Linked DNA regions of Homo sapiens: all the other regions are linked to region 1. A link is a contact called in ENCODE Hi-C or POLR2A ChIA-PET data. All regions are on one chromosome and are shown on one strand. The core of a region is the stretch at or near the end of the contact, and the rest is flanking DNA. Distances in the headings are between cores, read along the strand shown.

Region 1 (3,551 bases), core at 471-2,970:
CAAAGCGGCGGGGTGGGGCGGGGCCGGGCCAGGCGGCCGTGGGGGCCCCGGGGGCGGCGGTCGGGGCTGGTCGGGACTAGCAGTCTGGGGGCCCAGGCGCGCCCTGGGACCTGGCAGATAGTCGGGTTCCCCGCTTCTGGCTCGGGGCCCCAGGACAGCGCTGGTCCCACCTCTTCCTGTGCCCTAATATGGGCGGCGGGGAGAGACTTCGGGGGCCGGCCCGCGCTCAGTCCTGCCCGCGGACTCCCGCCTGTTGCCATGGCGACCAGGCCCCGCTCCTCGGCTGCGTCCCCCGCCGTCGGGCCAATGGAACACTCCCCAAGCCGCCTGCCTCCGCGGTCCCCTGCAGGCACCGCGGGCGGAACCATTGCTTGAGGGGAGAGGATGGTGGCTGGAGGCTGCCGCGGCTGGGCGGGCTCCAAGCACCCGGGCCTCCGCGGGGGCTCGCACGCCCAGGTTCCTCTTCCGAGGCGCAGGATGCGGCGGGACCCAGGGCGGGGCGCACGGTCCCGTAGGATCCGAGTGACGGAGACAGGGCCGGGCTCCTTCCCCCGGGGCTGTTGCCACACTTCCTGCCTCTGCGCTCTTTCCCCAGCCTGTTTCTAAGGAAGGGAGTGGGGTTGGGCGACCGCGCCCCAGCCGTCGGGCTGGGTCCAGGCTCTAGGAGCCGACACGGTGTTGGGCAAAGCCCAGGGTCAATAGGGGAGGGTTTTAGGATGGGGGACAGAGAATACAGATGACTAAGAGGTTACCATCGAGGGGGAGCAGCAGTCGTGGAAGATCCAGCAGTCCTGGTGCGCGGGACCCTCAAGGCCCCCTCCTCACATGTCAACTGAGTACCCTCTTATTGTCTTCTCTGCTCCGAAGATGTGTCCGGCCCCTTCTAACTCTCTCCTTCATCCGGGCTAGCAGATGACCCCAGTGGTCCCCAATTTCTGGCAGACATGTCTCCATCTTCTACCTGGCATATTTTACCTGCCTCAGTGTACCCCAGGCCGCTTACTAGCTTTCTGCATATCTAGACTTCCCCTAATGCCTCCTTCCCGCTTACGGGAGAGCCTCAGACTCTGGACTCAGCTCCCATGAGCTCCTGGACCCCTACTCATTTCTTGCAATTTAATGGGTCATGCAGCTCCACCCACTCACCCCTTTTGATCTCTCCCCTCCTCCGTCCTGTGAAAATTCCAGTCCCGCATCCTTCTGAGCCCGGGACCCCCAGTCAATTCCTGGGTCAGGTGTCTCCTTAACCCTCCCGATTTACAGTGCTTAACCCTCATTTCTGCTTTTTGGGGTCTCCCAATGGATTGTCAGTCCTCCTACCCCTCTCGTATTCTGGGTACCTCAGGGGTTTCTTCGCACATACTGGGACCCTCACCCCACTTGCTGCGTACCAGGTCCTGGTATTTGTCCCAGTGGACTCCAGGGAAATCATCCTCCTCCCTGAAACCCCTCACTCATGTGCCTGGGCCCCCCAGCACCTCCTTCCATGCGTACCCCGAGGTCCTTTGAGCCCCTCCCCCTGCAGCCCCGCCGAGCCACCCGGCCCGTGGCCGCTGTTTACAAGGACACGCGCTTCCTGACAGTGACGCGAGCCGCCTCCTCCCCTTCCCCACGCTCGAGGAGGGGGGCGCGGGGGCCCGGCTCCGGCGACGGCCAATCGGAGCGCACTTCCGTGGCTGACTAGCGCGGTATAAAGGCGTGTGGCTCAGGCTGAGCGGCTGGGACCTTGAGAGCGGCCAGGCCAGCCTCGGAGCCAGCAGGGAGCTGGGAGCTGGGGGAAACGACGCCAGGAAAGCTATCGCGCCAGAGAGGGCGACGGGGGCTCGGGAAGCCTGACAGGGCTTTTGCGCACAGCTGCCGGCTGGCTGCTACCCGCCCGCGCCAGCCCCCGAGAACGCGCGACCAGGCACCCAGTCCGGTCACCGCAGCGGAGAGCTCGCCGCTCGCTGCAGCGAGGCCCGGAGCGGCCCCGCAGGGACCCTCCCCAGACCGCCTGGGCCGCCCGGATGTGCACTAAAATGGAACAGCCCTTCTACCACGACGACTCATACACAGCTACGGGATACGGCCGGGCCCCTGGTGGCCTCTCTCTACACGACTACAAACTCCTGAAACCGAGCCTGGCGGTCAACCTGGCCGACCCCTACCGGAGTCTCAAAGCGCCTGGGGCTCGCGGACCCGGCCCAGAGGGCGGCGGTGGCGGCAGCTACTTTTCTGGTCAGGGCTCGGACACCGGCGCGTCTCTCAAGCTCGCCTCTTCGGAGCTGGAACGCCTGATTGTCCCCAACAGCAACGGCGTGATCACGACGACGCCTACACCCCCGGGACAGTACTTTTACCCCCGCGGGGGTGGCAGCGGTGGAGGTGCAGGGGGCGCAGGGGGCGGCGTCACCGAGGAGCAGGAGGGCTTCGCCGACGGCTTTGTCAAAGCCCTGGACGATCTGCACAAGATGAACCACGTGACACCCCCCAACGTGTCCCTGGGCGCTACCGGGGGGCCCCCGGCTGGGCCCGGGGGCGTCTACGCCGGCCCGGAGCCACCTCCCGTTTACACCAACCTCAGCAGCTACTCCCCAGCCTCTGCGTCCTCGGGAGGCGCCGGGGCTGCCGTCGGGACCGGGAGCTCGTACCCGACGACCACCATCAGCTACCTCCCACACGCGCCGCCCTTCGCCGGTGGCCACCCGGCGCAGCTGGGCTTGGGCCGCGGCGCCTCCACCTTCAAGGAGGAACCGCAGACCGTGCCGGAGGCGCGCAGCCGGGACGCCACGCCGCCGGTGTCCCCCATCAACATGGAAGACCAAGAGCGCATCAAAGTGGAGCGCAAGCGGCTGCGGAACCGGCTGGCGGCCACCAAGTGCCGGAAGCGGAAGCTGGAGCGCATCGCGCGCCTGGAGGACAAGGTGAAGACGCTCAAGGCCGAGAACGCGGGGCTGTCGAGTACCGCCGGCCTCCTCCGGGAGCAGGTGGCCCAGCTCAAACAGAAGGTCATGACCCACGTCAGCAACGGCTGTCAGCTGCTGCTTGGGGTCAAGGGACACGCCTTCTGAACGTCCCCTGCCCCTTTACGGACACCCCCTCGCTTGGACGGCTGGGCACACGCCTCCCACTGGGGTCCAGGGAGCAGGCGGTGGGCACCCACCCTGGGACCTAGGGGCGCCGCAAACCACACTGGACTCCGGCCCTCCTACCCTGCGCCCAGTCCTTCCACCTCGACGTTTACAAGCCCCCCCTTCCACTTTTTTTTGTATGTTTTTTTTCTGCTGGAAACAGACTCGATTCATATTGAATATAATATATTTGTGTATTTAACAGGGAGGGGAAGAGGGGGCGATCGCGGCGGAGCTGGCCCCGCCGCCTGGTACTCAAGCCCGCGGGGACATTGGGAAGGGGACCCCCGCCCCCTGCCCTCCCCTCTCTGCACCGTACTGTGGAAAAGAAACACGCACTTAGTCTCTAAAGAGTTTATTTTAAGACGTGTTTGTGTTTGTGTGTGTTTGTTCTTTTTATTGAATCTATTTAAGTAAAAAAAAAATTGGTTCTTTATTAAT
Region 2 (3,551 bases), core at 449-2,948, 4.8 Mb before region 1:
AGCAGTACAATCGAGTGGTTAAGAGTAAGGGTTTTGAATCAGAGGGCCCGAGTTCAAACCCTGGCGCAGCCACTTTAGTGCATGAGACTGGTCACATCAAGTGACCCATCTAAGCCTCAGTTTCTTCATCTCTAAAATGGAAATTAATGGAAATTATAACATCACCTGCCTCAAGGACTGCAGACAAACGTCCACAAAGTGTCAAGCACATAGTAAATCCTCAATAAATACTGGTGGCTATGTACAACATCATTTATTCAGTGCCTACCAGGCACAGACCACGCACAACGCAACGGGATTTCCACCCTCTTCAATTTGCACCACACTTTTGTCCTTCCCATTTTATAGATAAGAAAACTAAGGCTCAACAGAGTCAAGCTTGTTCGAGGTCTTGGGAGCATCTCCCAGGGCATTAGAACTTTTGGAGGAAGAGCATTTAGTTCAGTAATGGTTCTCACCTGTGCGTGTGAGAGTGGAAGAGACCCCTCCCCCGCAACCCGAGCCATCTGGCAATGTTTGGAGATACTTTTGATCCTCACGACTTGGAGCATGGGGATACTGCTGGCATCTAGTGGGTAGAGGCCAGGAATACGGCTCAACTTCCTACATTGCACAGGGAAGCCCCCACTACCACCACAACCAAAAACTATCTGACCCCAAACATCAGTAGGGCCAACGTCGAGAAACCCTGCTCTAGACAGATCATTCTCCTCATCTTCCCATTTCTGGCCATCCGGATCTTAGATGAACACTTTCTAGCAAGGGGGCTCAGTCCCACCACGGGAAGCCCATGCAGAAGTTGTGCAGAAGTTCTTCTCCACCTGCCCTGCACACAGTAGGGACCAAAACCCATTTTAACAAGCCCCGCAGCCCAGAGCACCGGAAAAGGAAGGAAGGGCATCCATCCCCCATTGTTCAACTGTGTGCAGCTTGTGTTTCCAACAGGCACACACACATATTTTACAAATCCTAACGTCCCACGCCCCACAAACAGCTTTGTTAGAGATGGCGCTCAAAAAAAGATGCAGTTTAGATTTTTTTTTTCCCCCAGGACTCCCGTGTATCTACTGAAGGGTTTGCACACTTCTCAAAGGACCTCGCACCGGCCGCGGTGCTCTGACAACGACCACAAAAGAATCTGTGGGATTTCCCGGGGGAGCAAGCCCGTGGGCCGTGACCTCTGCGCGCTCAAAGCGTTCCCGGCGCTCCCCCGTAGCTGGCCCCACTCTCCCGCCCCCGGAGCCCGGGCTTCCAAGGCGACCGGGGCCCCCGGCCGTGCAGCCCGGCCCCCCGGCGCATGCCCACGCCGTATCCCCCTCGCCCGTCCCTCGAGGCGCCAGAGGAATCCGGCCCCGGGGCCTGTAGCCGGCGCCCACACCGGCCCGCCCCGACCCGCCCGCCGCGGCCCCAGCGCGCGTCCCCTCCCCCGGTCCGGCGCGGCCTGGGCCTCGGCCGGTGCAGGCCCGCGGGCGCCCCGCGGCCAGGCCAGGCGAGCTCAGGCCTGCCGCGGCCTACCCCGTCGGGCGCCGCCGAAGGCCCCCCACCGCCTCACCTGGATGCGGGCGGGCGGGCCCGGGGCTGCTCCGGGGCGGGCGGGAGGCGGCGGCGGCGCGGCGCTAACGGCTCCGCTCGGCCTCGGTAGCGGTGGCGGCGGTGGCGGCGACGGCGACGGCGGCAGCGGCTCCTCCTCAGCGCGCACGACCCGCTCCGGCCCGCGGCCCGGACACGCCCCCCCCGCGCGCGAGCCCATTGGCCGACGTCCGCCACGGCGCGCTGCTCATTGGCCGGCGTAGCTGTCGCGGCGCTCCGGGGCGCGCGGGAGAGGCGGGACTTCCGGTCGGCGCCGCCTGCGAAGTGCTCCGCGGCCGGCGGAGACGCGGGCAGCCAGCGATGGCCGCGGAGGGGGCGAACTGGGTTCCGGCCCTCGGAGGCTGACGGAAGGCGGTGGCTGAGGAGCGGCGCCTCTGGTTGAGCGCTCGCCGTGTGTCCCGCACCTGTCTGTCCTGCCGCCGCCCGGTAAGGTAGGAAAGGTCAGCGCGCCGGGGTTACGGGTACAGAACCTGGGTTCGAATCCCGGCCCCGACGTTTCCGCACTACGTGCCGTTGGGCAGGAGCTGACGTCACCTTGCCGGGCCTCAGTTTCCTTCTCTGGTGCGCTGAGGAGGCGGGGCATGGAACGTGGTCAGCGCTTCATCGGTGCTGGCTCTTTGAGCAAGCCAGTTCCCGAAGGCTCAGCATCTCATTCATTCATTAAAATGTCATTGAGCGCCTACTGTGTGTCAATCACTGTATGGGCAGTGAGCAGAAAAAAAATACCTGGTCTTATTGGGCTAACATTCTAAACCAGCGCTGGCCTAGAATGCCCTAGTAGAAATACATGCAAGCTACATGTTTAATTTTTTTTTATGTAAAGATGGGCTCTGGTTCTGTTGCCCAGGCTGGTCTCGAACTCCTGGACTCAAGCGATTCTCCTGCCTCCGCCTCCCAAAGAGCTGGGATTACAGGCATGCCTGCACTCTGCCTAATTTTTTCTTTTTTTTTTTTATGATCTGAAAATAATAGTCTTTTTATTTTTATTTATTTATTTATTTATTTGAGACGGAGACTCGCTCTGTCGCCAGGCTGGAGTGCAGTGGCGTGATCTCCGCTCACTGCAACCTCCGCTTCCCAGGTTCAAGCGATTCTCCTGCCTCAGCCTCCTAAGTAGTTGGGCCTACAGGCGCTGCGCCACCACAACCAGCTAATTTTTGTATTTTTAGTAGAGACGGGGTTTCACCGTGTTGGCCATGATGATCTGTATCTCTTGACCTCGTGATCTGCCCGCCTCAGCCTCCCAAAGTGCTGGGATTACAGGCTTGAGCCACTGCGCCTGGCCTACAATTTTGTTTTTCTTTTTTTTTTTTTTTTTTTGAGACAGGATCTCACTCTGTCACCCAATTTGGAGTGCGGTGGTATGATCACAGCTAACTGCAGCCTCAACTTCCCCAGCTCAGGCAATCAATCCTCCGGCTTCAGATTCCTGAGTAGCTTAGACTACAGGATGTGCCACTATGCCTGGCTAATGTTTTATTTTTTTGTAGCGATGAGGTCTTGCTGTATTGCCTAGGCTGGTCTCAAACTTCTAGACTTAAGTGATCCTCCTGCTTTGGCCTCCCAAAGTGTTGGGATTACAGGCGGGAGCCACGGTGCCCAGCCTGTTTCTTTTTTTAATCATATTTTCTTAGAAGTTTTTTTTTTTTTTTTTTTTTTTTTTGGAGACAGGGTCTCACTCTGCTGTGCAGGCTGGAATGCAGTGGTGTGATCTCAGCTCACTGCAACCTCTGCCTCCCTATTCAAGTGATTCTCGTGCCTCAGCCTCCCAAGTAGCTGGGATCACAGGCGTGCAACATCACACCCAGCTAATTCTTGTGGTTTTAGTAGAGATGGGGTTTTGCCATGTTGGCCAGGCTGGTCTCAAACTCCTGGCCTCAAGTGATCCACCCACCTCGGCCTCCCAAAGTGCTGGGATTACAGGCATGAGCCACCACCCGGCCTAGGAAAGCTTTTTAGAG
Region 3 (3,551 bases), core at 702-3,201, 3.6 Mb after region 1:
TTTGGAAATGAATTTACAAATCACAAGCCAGTCTTCATGACAAAAATAATACAGACTGGCAGGTGTCACAATTCTGGCTTCTTTGAAAATTCGCATTTGTTCTCTGGCGGGCACCTTTGACATACCCTGCGTGAACACCCCTGGGTGTCAGCCCCATCCTCTGGGGGGATTTCCAGGGAGAGATGCTATCTATGCATGAGCCAGGCACGGGGAGCCCTGACAGGGCAAGGGGGCCCAGCTTTGTTCCTCCCTACGGAGTGTGCCAATGTCGCAGACGCCACCTCTGCAAAGGGTAGGAAGGCGCCTTGCCCACATGTAACAAGATCCCTGAGAACGCCGTGCAGCGAGTCTGAAAGCTGGTTAGGGGTCGTGCATGAAAGGACCCAAAAGAGCCCCTGGGAGGGGAGCAAGTGAGGCGCAGAGCCCACCAGGAGCTCCCATGGTGGGGGACACTTTTGCTCTCTTTATGGCCAGATTCCCCATTGCCCGAGTGCATGTGATATTTTGCAGTTAGCAGTGGCAGGCAAGGGGCGCGCTGACTCAGGGCTTTGAATAGGAGAGATGAAAGATGAGGGGCCATGTTCACCCCGCCAGAAAAGCAGGGAGGCGGTGCCCAGAGCTGCACCCAGAGCCCCCTTCTGAGGCGTCTGCCCCAGCCCTCACCTCCCTCAGGTGCCAAGCAAGGGGTTGAGGTGTCCTGGAGGCAGGTACACCCGATGTCCCCAGGGCGATGGCTCCCGTCTGTTCACACCTATACTCAGATGCTGGGGTGGGAGCCCAGCCACTCTAGGCCTGCACCCCACCCTGCAGCCCCCCAGGCCTCAGCATTTGCACCCCACTGAACACCAGATGATAATCGAGTCACACGACACTCCCTGGATCCGCCTCTGGGTACAGTGTGCCCAGGAAGGCAAATGCTTCTATTTTCAAACTCAGTGGTCTTTACAGAACAGAAAGTGCTCCAAACGGCAATCTGCCTGCAGTCAGTTTAAACATACAAGGCTGACATTCCTCCCTCTCAGAGTGGGACCGTTCCTTGGCACCGTCAGCAGGTCCCACCCAGCCCTAAGACAGACCTTCCAGAGGGCTCAGACGGAAGCTCTGAAGCTTCCTTGAACACAGCAGTGCTGGGGGATGGGGGGCGTGGGCAGGAAAGAGGGACTCCACCTGGTTGGCCGTTTTAGGCTCCTTGGGACCCCCTCCCCATCCTGGCTGGCAGGCAAGTGCCAGAATTTTCCAGGCCCCTTGAGATGGTGGAACCACTTGTCCCATTGTAGAATTTCACATGTACCCACCGGATTATCTCTCTGAGATCATCGTGGGAACGAAATTGAAGTAGTTAAGTTCAAGGCTGAGGTGCTAACCGCAGGGTTCAAATGGAGATGCCATTTTTAAAGTGGATCTTGTGCAATCAACAAAAGGTTTTGGGACCCACATGGGCACATGATGGGGAGAGGTCACTGAGCCCTGGTTTCGATGTTGGCCTGGCATTTCAGAGAAGTGGGAGAGCTGGCAGCACTTAGGACCTCAGGGCTTCCTCGGTGGCTGCATCCTGTGTGGCACCCCCGGCAGGGAGGTCAAGAACTCACGGCCACCCTGGGTGGATGCCACACACAGGTACGGGAGGGGCTTGTTTGCAAGGGGAAGAATGACTTTTGTCTTCTTCTTTTGTTGAGAGAGCTGCTCAAATCAAACAGGACAGCCGCTGGTTAAACTTAGGTAAAAGCTGTTCGTTAGTGCAACTGTGGGGAGGGGGCGAAAAGACATGCTCATCACCATCACCTATGCGGCTTTGTTTAGGAGGTGAAAAGGTCATTAGCAGTAATAAAATAATCATTAAATTGGGGAGAGGTTAAAGGTGACTGGCTGGTTAGCGGTAGAACTGCGCTGGCTGGTGTCACCGGGCGCTGCAGGCAGGAACCGCAACGCAGGGCCGCGCTGGCAGGAAGTGGCAAGGGTGGGGCCGGTCGCAGGATCCCACTATCGCAGCAGGGCTGAGGCCCAATCACTGACACCCACACAGCCGTTTCCTGCACTTAAAAAAAAAATCTGTTTCTCTCTTTGCAAATCAACAACTTTTACCTAGAAACTCTTCAGCGGTGAGCTCTGACTGATCTTGATCTCCGGTCCGTTGCAGAAAATATACCATTGTTTACCTGGGGGAGGTGTGTGCCACGGCTAACTTTAACCTAACTCTAACTGACAGGTTTCGGCAGCCTGCCGGGTCTGTGCTGCATCTGCCTGAAAGAAACCAGTTTCTTCTGCCCAAAACAGACACCTGCTGGTTATTTAATACCTTGATACACCTTTCTTGAAAAGACCTCCAGGCAAGAAGAACTTAGTGCCCACACCAAAGCTCCATGCATGCCCCAGGAGATGGCCCTTGGTGGTCCCCAGAGTGCACTTTCTGGCTTAGATGGAGACAGAACTGAGTATGTGGCCTTGAGGGCAGATGGCCAACTGTGGGCTACTCAGCTGTACGCTGTGACCGGAACTCTCCCTCGAGGAACCTCTGCAGGTTCCCAGGTGGAGGGGTCCACCTGTGACTGTCCAGGTCAACACCTGTCTGCCCGTGCACCCACACTGCATGCCAGCCACACCAAATGTCAATTTCACCTCAATTGACCTTTAAACAAAATAAGACAAGCAGCTCCCACGGAATTTGAAAACTGCAGCCTCTAGAACACAAGAGATGGCACCAAAGCCACACGTGACTCAGACCCAAACTCACATTTGGTCCTGTATGAGCGATGACCCACAGAGGACGCTGGAGCCCTCTTTGAAGTTCAACTCCCTGCACGCTTTTTTTAACGGAAAAGATTTCCACTAAACTGTGACCTCACAGGGAGAAAAGGGCCCAATTAATGACTCCCAGAATGTGTGCAGCCACCTCAGCTGCCCAGCCTGTCTTTCCTGGAAAAGGTGCCCATATGGCAGAAGCCTGCGTCCCGGTCCCTGTGCCGCAGGGTGGGGATGGGGGCTACAGACCACATACAGCACGTCACCGTGCAAGGCGCTTCACCCACACACCCACCTGCTAGGCCTGAGTGGGTCCCATGGTCAGGCAGGAAAACTGAGGCTCAGGGAGGTTAAGTGACCCACCCGGGGCCTCCCTTTCCTCCAATGTCCAGAAACCAGCCTGATCAAGCAGTCCCCTGGATTCTAGCAGAATTGGCTGCCCAGAGGACAGAAGGAAGCGGCCTCAGTTCTCCTGTCCTGGCCTCACACATCAGCCATTTCCTGGCACAGAGGCCTAGCAGGGTTCTAGAAACCTCTGGGTGCCCTGGGATGGACAAACCCTGGATGGGAGCATGGGACATCAGACATGTTCCATGTGCCAGGCGGAGAGATGACAGAAAAGCTTGTTCCTTCATTGTGATTTCCATGAGTGCAGGTGTCAACGCTGTGTGCATGTTTAAGACTGCCCACTGGACAGCCTATGGGTCCTTCAGACTTTTTGTCAGTCTGTCTATCTCCACCAGCTCAAGGCTCGACCGCCAGGCTCACAGGGGGTCGCATTTCACCTTCCTCCTCACTCAGCCACGCTGGGA
Region 4 (3,551 bases), core at 467-2,966, 3.5 Mb after region 1:
TTCTCCTTCCCACTCCCTCATCTCACACTCACTTTCTAGTCCCTTCTACTGCTCCATTTTTCTTTTTAAACCCCTATCAGTAAGGCCAGGCGCAATGGCTCACACCTGTAATCCCAGCACTTTGGGAGGCCGAGGCGGGTGGATCGCCTGAGCCCAGGACTTCAAGACCAGCCTGGGCAACATAGTGAGACCCCGTCTCTACAAAAAAATACAAAAAAAAAAATTTAGCCAGGCATGGTGGTGTGCACCTTGTAATCCCAGCTACTTGGGAGGCTAAGGCAGGAGGATCTCTTGAGCGCAGGAGTTCGAGGCTGCAGTGAGCTGTGATTGCACTACTACACTCCAGACTGGGCAACAGAGGGAGACCCTGTCTCAAAAAAACTCAAATGAATAAACCTCTATCCTTCCCTCCTTCACTAAAGTGGAGGTCCCCTAGGGCAGGGATCTTGTCTATCTCTTGGTTACTGTGTCCCCAGTGCCTACCCAGGGCTGGCAGACAGTTGTAACAGGAGTGACAGTCCCTGGCCAGCAGGGATATGGTGTGGGGGACAGAGGTGGAGCATTGAAGGGACCCATTGGGCAGCATTGTCCTCTGATGCCCCCGATGCTGGAGCTGTATTGGGGGAATGACTGTCATCACCGTCCTCTGAGTTACTTAATTCATTTATGGAAGTCAGTAAAGGAACCCAGCCTGCCTGTGCCTGCCGCAACTCCAACTTCTCCCAGCCACCTCTGCCTCAGTTTCCCTGCACTTGACGGGCTTATTGAGGTTGGGGAGGAGGGGGTGGGTGTCTCAAATGTCAAAGATTTAATGTGTCTTGATGTTACCACACAAAAGTTTTGTTTTGTTTGTTTTTTTGAGACAGTCTCCTCTGTCACCCAGGCTGGAGTGTAGTGGTGTGATTGTATCTCACTGCAGCCTCGACCTCCTGGGCTCAAGCGATCCTCCCACCTCAGCCTCCCACTACACCCAGCTAATTTTTTTTATTTTTTAAGAGATGGGGGCCACTGTGTTGCCCAGGCTGGTCTTGAACTCCTGGCCTCGAGTGATCCTCCTGTCTCAGCCTCCCAAAGCGGTGGGATTACAGATGTGACCCACTGCACCAGGTCTACACAAGGTGTTTTTTTTTACAGGGTGATGTGCACACGGTGGGTCCCTCTGGGTGGTCCCACAACAGATGAGGGGCCCAGCCTCACCCATCCATGAATCCTGGAGACTCCAGACTTCCCATCCATCCAGGGTTCTGCAGCCCTCTCTGAGGCTGGAGCCAATCTCCCCTTCCGTCAAGGGATCCGGGGAGACCGCCAAGCCCGGTGCTCCCCTGAGAGTCTCTGAGAGGCCCCGACACCGCCCCCGCTCCAGGTCCCCGGGATGCTCGCGCAGGCGGGAGCCCGGGGCGCCCGGGGGATCCCTGAGCGTCACGCCGCTGTTGTGGAGCGCGTGTTGACAACGTCGCCGGGGAGACGGGCGGGGGCGGGGCCCGGGAGAGGGGGAGGCGCGGCCCTGGCGGCGCGCGAGGGGCCGGGCTGTCAGCGCAAGGCCCAGGCCGCCGCAGTGGCCACGGCCGCTGCCGCCCGCCGGCTTATATACCGCGGCTAAATTTAGGCTGCGCCCGGAGCTCGTCCCCATCCGGGACGCGTTTCCGCCGCCGCCGCTTTGGCCCGGCCCCCGCGCGCGCCGCGCCTATAAGGCTTGGGCGGGCCCGGCCGCGGCCCACAGAGCCGTCCCCGCCCGCCCGCGCCCCGACCAGCCCGGCCTCGGGCAGCCACTCACCGGTGTCCCCGTCCGCGTCCTTTCTCCCCGGGTCCCGGCCATGGCGCTGAGTGAACCCATCCTGCCGTCCTTCTCCACTTTCGCCAGCCCGTGCCGCGAGCGCGGCCTGCAGGAGGTGAGGGCGGCGGGGACGGCGGGGCGGCCGGGACCGTGGGCGGCGGGCTCGGGGTAGTAGAACGTGGGCTGCGGGGTGACAGGACGCGAAGGCGGGGACTGCAGACTCAGGAGAGGAGGATGCGGGCCACGGGGATCGCGGACTTAGGGTGGTAAAAGGCAAGCAGCGCCCCCCGAGCCCCGCCGCCCGCTCACGCCCATTGCCCTGTCGCCCGCAGCGCTGGCCGCGCGCCGAACCCGAGTCCGGCGGCACCGACGACGACCTCAACAGCGTGCTGGACTTCATCCTGTCCATGGGGCTGGATGGCCTGGGCGCCGAGGCCGCCCCGGAGCCGCCGCCGCCGCCCCCGCCGCCTGCGTTCTATTACCCCGAACCCGGCGCGCCCCCGCCCTACAGCGCCCCCGCGGGTGGCCTGGTGTCTGAGCTGCTGCGACCCGAGCTGGATGCGCCGCTGGGGCCCGCACTGCACGGCCGCTTTCTGCTGGCGCCGCCCGGCCGCCTGGTCAAGGCCGAGCCCCCTGAAGCGGACGGCGGCGGCGGCTACGGCTGCGCCCCCGGGCTGACCCGTGGACCGCGCGGCCTCAAGCGCGAGGGCGCCCCGGGCCCGGCGGCTTCGTGCATGCGAGGTCCCGGGGGCCGCCCCCCGCCGCCGCCCGACACACCGCCGCTCAGCCCCGACGGCCCCGCGCGCCTGCCCGCGCCCGGTCCGCGCGCCTCCTTCCCGCCGCCTTTCGGTGGCCCTGGTTTCGGCGCGCCCGGGCCCGGCCTGCATTACGCGCCGCCTGCGCCCCCAGCCTTCGGTCTCTTCGACGACGCGGCCGCCGCCGCGGCAGCCCTGGGCCTGGCGCCCCCCGCCGCCCGCGGTCTCCTCACGCCGCCTGCGTCCCCGCTGGAGCTGCTGGAGGCCAAGCCAAAGCGCGGCCGCCGCTCTTGGCCCCGCAAACGCACCGCCACTCACACCTGCAGCTACGCGGGCTGCGGCAAGACCTACACCAAGAGTTCGCATCTGAAGGCGCATCTGCGCACGCACACAGGTGGGCGGCACGCACGAGCCAGGAGCGCAGGCGGGGGGACGCGGGAGGAGAGGTCGGATTCCCAGCGCGCGCCAGAAAATGAATTTAGGACCTCCCTTGGGGCGTGGCTCAGGGGGATCTGGCAGGTGGTGCACGCTTAGGACTCCCCAGGAGGCGTGGCTCGGGAGGTTGGTTGGGGGGGCACACAGGAACACTCCCTAAGGAAGTGTGATCCGAGAGGTTGGGGTGGGGGCTTGCACGCTTAGGACGAGGGGGGCCTCCGGAGGTTGGGAAGAGCACTTAGAAAACCTCCTGGAGGCGTGGCTAGGGAGACAGTCTCAGAAAGTTGGGGAGGGGGAGCAGGTTTAGGAGCCGCTGGGCACTTGGCTCAGAATCCCCGGGGCTGAGGCTCAGGTAGTTGGGGAGTAGGTGCGCGTTTAGGAACCCCGGGGAGATGCTGCGTCTCAGGAAGTTGGGGAGGGCGCTCAGGCTTGGGACTCCTCTGGGGACAAGGCTCAGGACCTTGGGGAGGGAGTGTTCGCTGGGAAACCTTGAGAGATTCCGTGTCTTAGAATGCTGGAGAGAGGGTGCATGCTTAGGACCCGTCGGGGAGCGTGGCTGACAACAGTGGGGAGTGGACCTTGCGCTC

What was found. Hi-C counts contacts between places; a loop is a spot of excess contacts on that map. ChIA-PET counts read pairs that join two places held with the same protein, here RNA polymerase II (POLR2A). Pooled maps may share reads with other maps.
Region 2: a pooled map shows a loop between it and region 1 (7-fold over the local background). The contact joins the promoter of ELAVL1 here to the promoter of JUNB in region 1. A Hi-C loop is called at or near these places in 1 of 50 pooled maps. POLR2A ChIA-PET finds 5 or more read pairs at or near these places in 2 of 52 experiments (A673 and Panc1).
Region 3: a loop to region 1 is called in a map of CD8-positive, alpha-beta T cell, with 8 times the contacts of the local background. The contact joins the enhancer-like site here to the promoter of JUNB in region 1. A Hi-C loop is called at or near these places in 1 of 168 maps with a recorded cell type or tissue (CD8-positive, alpha-beta T cell) and 2 of 50 pooled maps. POLR2A ChIA-PET finds 5 or more read pairs at or near these places in 2 of 52 experiments (CD4-positive, alpha-beta T cell and activated B cell).
Region 4: a pooled map shows a loop between it and region 1 (7-fold over the local background). The contact joins the promoter of KLF2 here to the promoter of JUNB in region 1. A Hi-C loop is called at or near these places in 9 of 50 pooled maps. POLR2A ChIA-PET finds 5 or more read pairs at or near these places in 2 of 52 experiments (K562 and activated B cell).

The regions. Positions count from the first base shown.
Region 1 is chr19:12,789,766-12,793,316 of GRCh38, forward strand. JUNB (JunB proto-oncogene, AP-1 transcription factor subunit) reads left to right here and starts at 1,721. Exons shown (of 1, transcript NM_002229.3): 1 at 1,721-3,550. The coding sequence starts at 2,007. The coding sequence ends at 3,050. It also overlaps a transcript of HOOK2 not described here. RefSeq lists silencers at 1-599, 1,460-2,039, 2,410-2,519, cis regulatory regions at 66-586, 1,426-1,980 and enhancers at 284-783, 1,084-1,695.
Region 2 is chr19:8,003,943-8,007,493 of GRCh38, forward strand. ELAVL1 (ELAV like RNA binding protein 1) reads right to left here and starts at 1,699. Exons shown (of 6, transcript NM_001419.3): 1 at 1,553-1,699. LOC105372266 (a long non-coding RNA gene) reads left to right here and starts at 1,871. Exons shown (of 4, transcript XR_936302.2): 1 at 1,871-2,016. RefSeq lists silencers at 1,075-1,124, 1,155-1,354, 1,585-2,074.
Region 3 is chr19:16,369,725-16,373,275 of GRCh38, forward strand. The region is part of intron 22 of EPS15L1 (epidermal growth factor receptor pathway substrate 15 like 1); the gene reads right to left. Among named protein-coding and RNA genes, the nearest start is that of KLF2, 47 kb to the left of the region's middle. RefSeq lists enhancers at 1,999-2,168, 2,309-2,378. Within about 2 kb of position 1,952, at least 22 of the 41 ENCODE cell types and tissues checked have a DNase peak (open chromatin) inside an H3K27ac peak, as active enhancers do; they include CD4-positive, alpha-beta T cell and CD8-positive, alpha-beta T cell, where a contact is called at or near this core.
Region 4 is chr19:16,323,110-16,326,660 of GRCh38, forward strand. It overlaps KLF2 (KLF transcription factor 2), which reads left to right and starts at 1,717. Exons shown (of 3, transcript NM_016270.4): 1 at 1,717-1,889; 2 at 2,107-2,923. The coding sequence starts at 1,815. It overlaps KLF2-DT (KLF2 divergent transcript), which reads right to left and starts at 1,561. Exons shown (of 2, transcript NR_186323.1): 1 at 1,198-1,561. RefSeq lists a promoter at 1,027-1,862, silencers at 1,235-1,964, 2,055-2,304, 2,335-2,384, 2,855-2,944 and enhancers at 1,512-2,284, 2,285-3,055.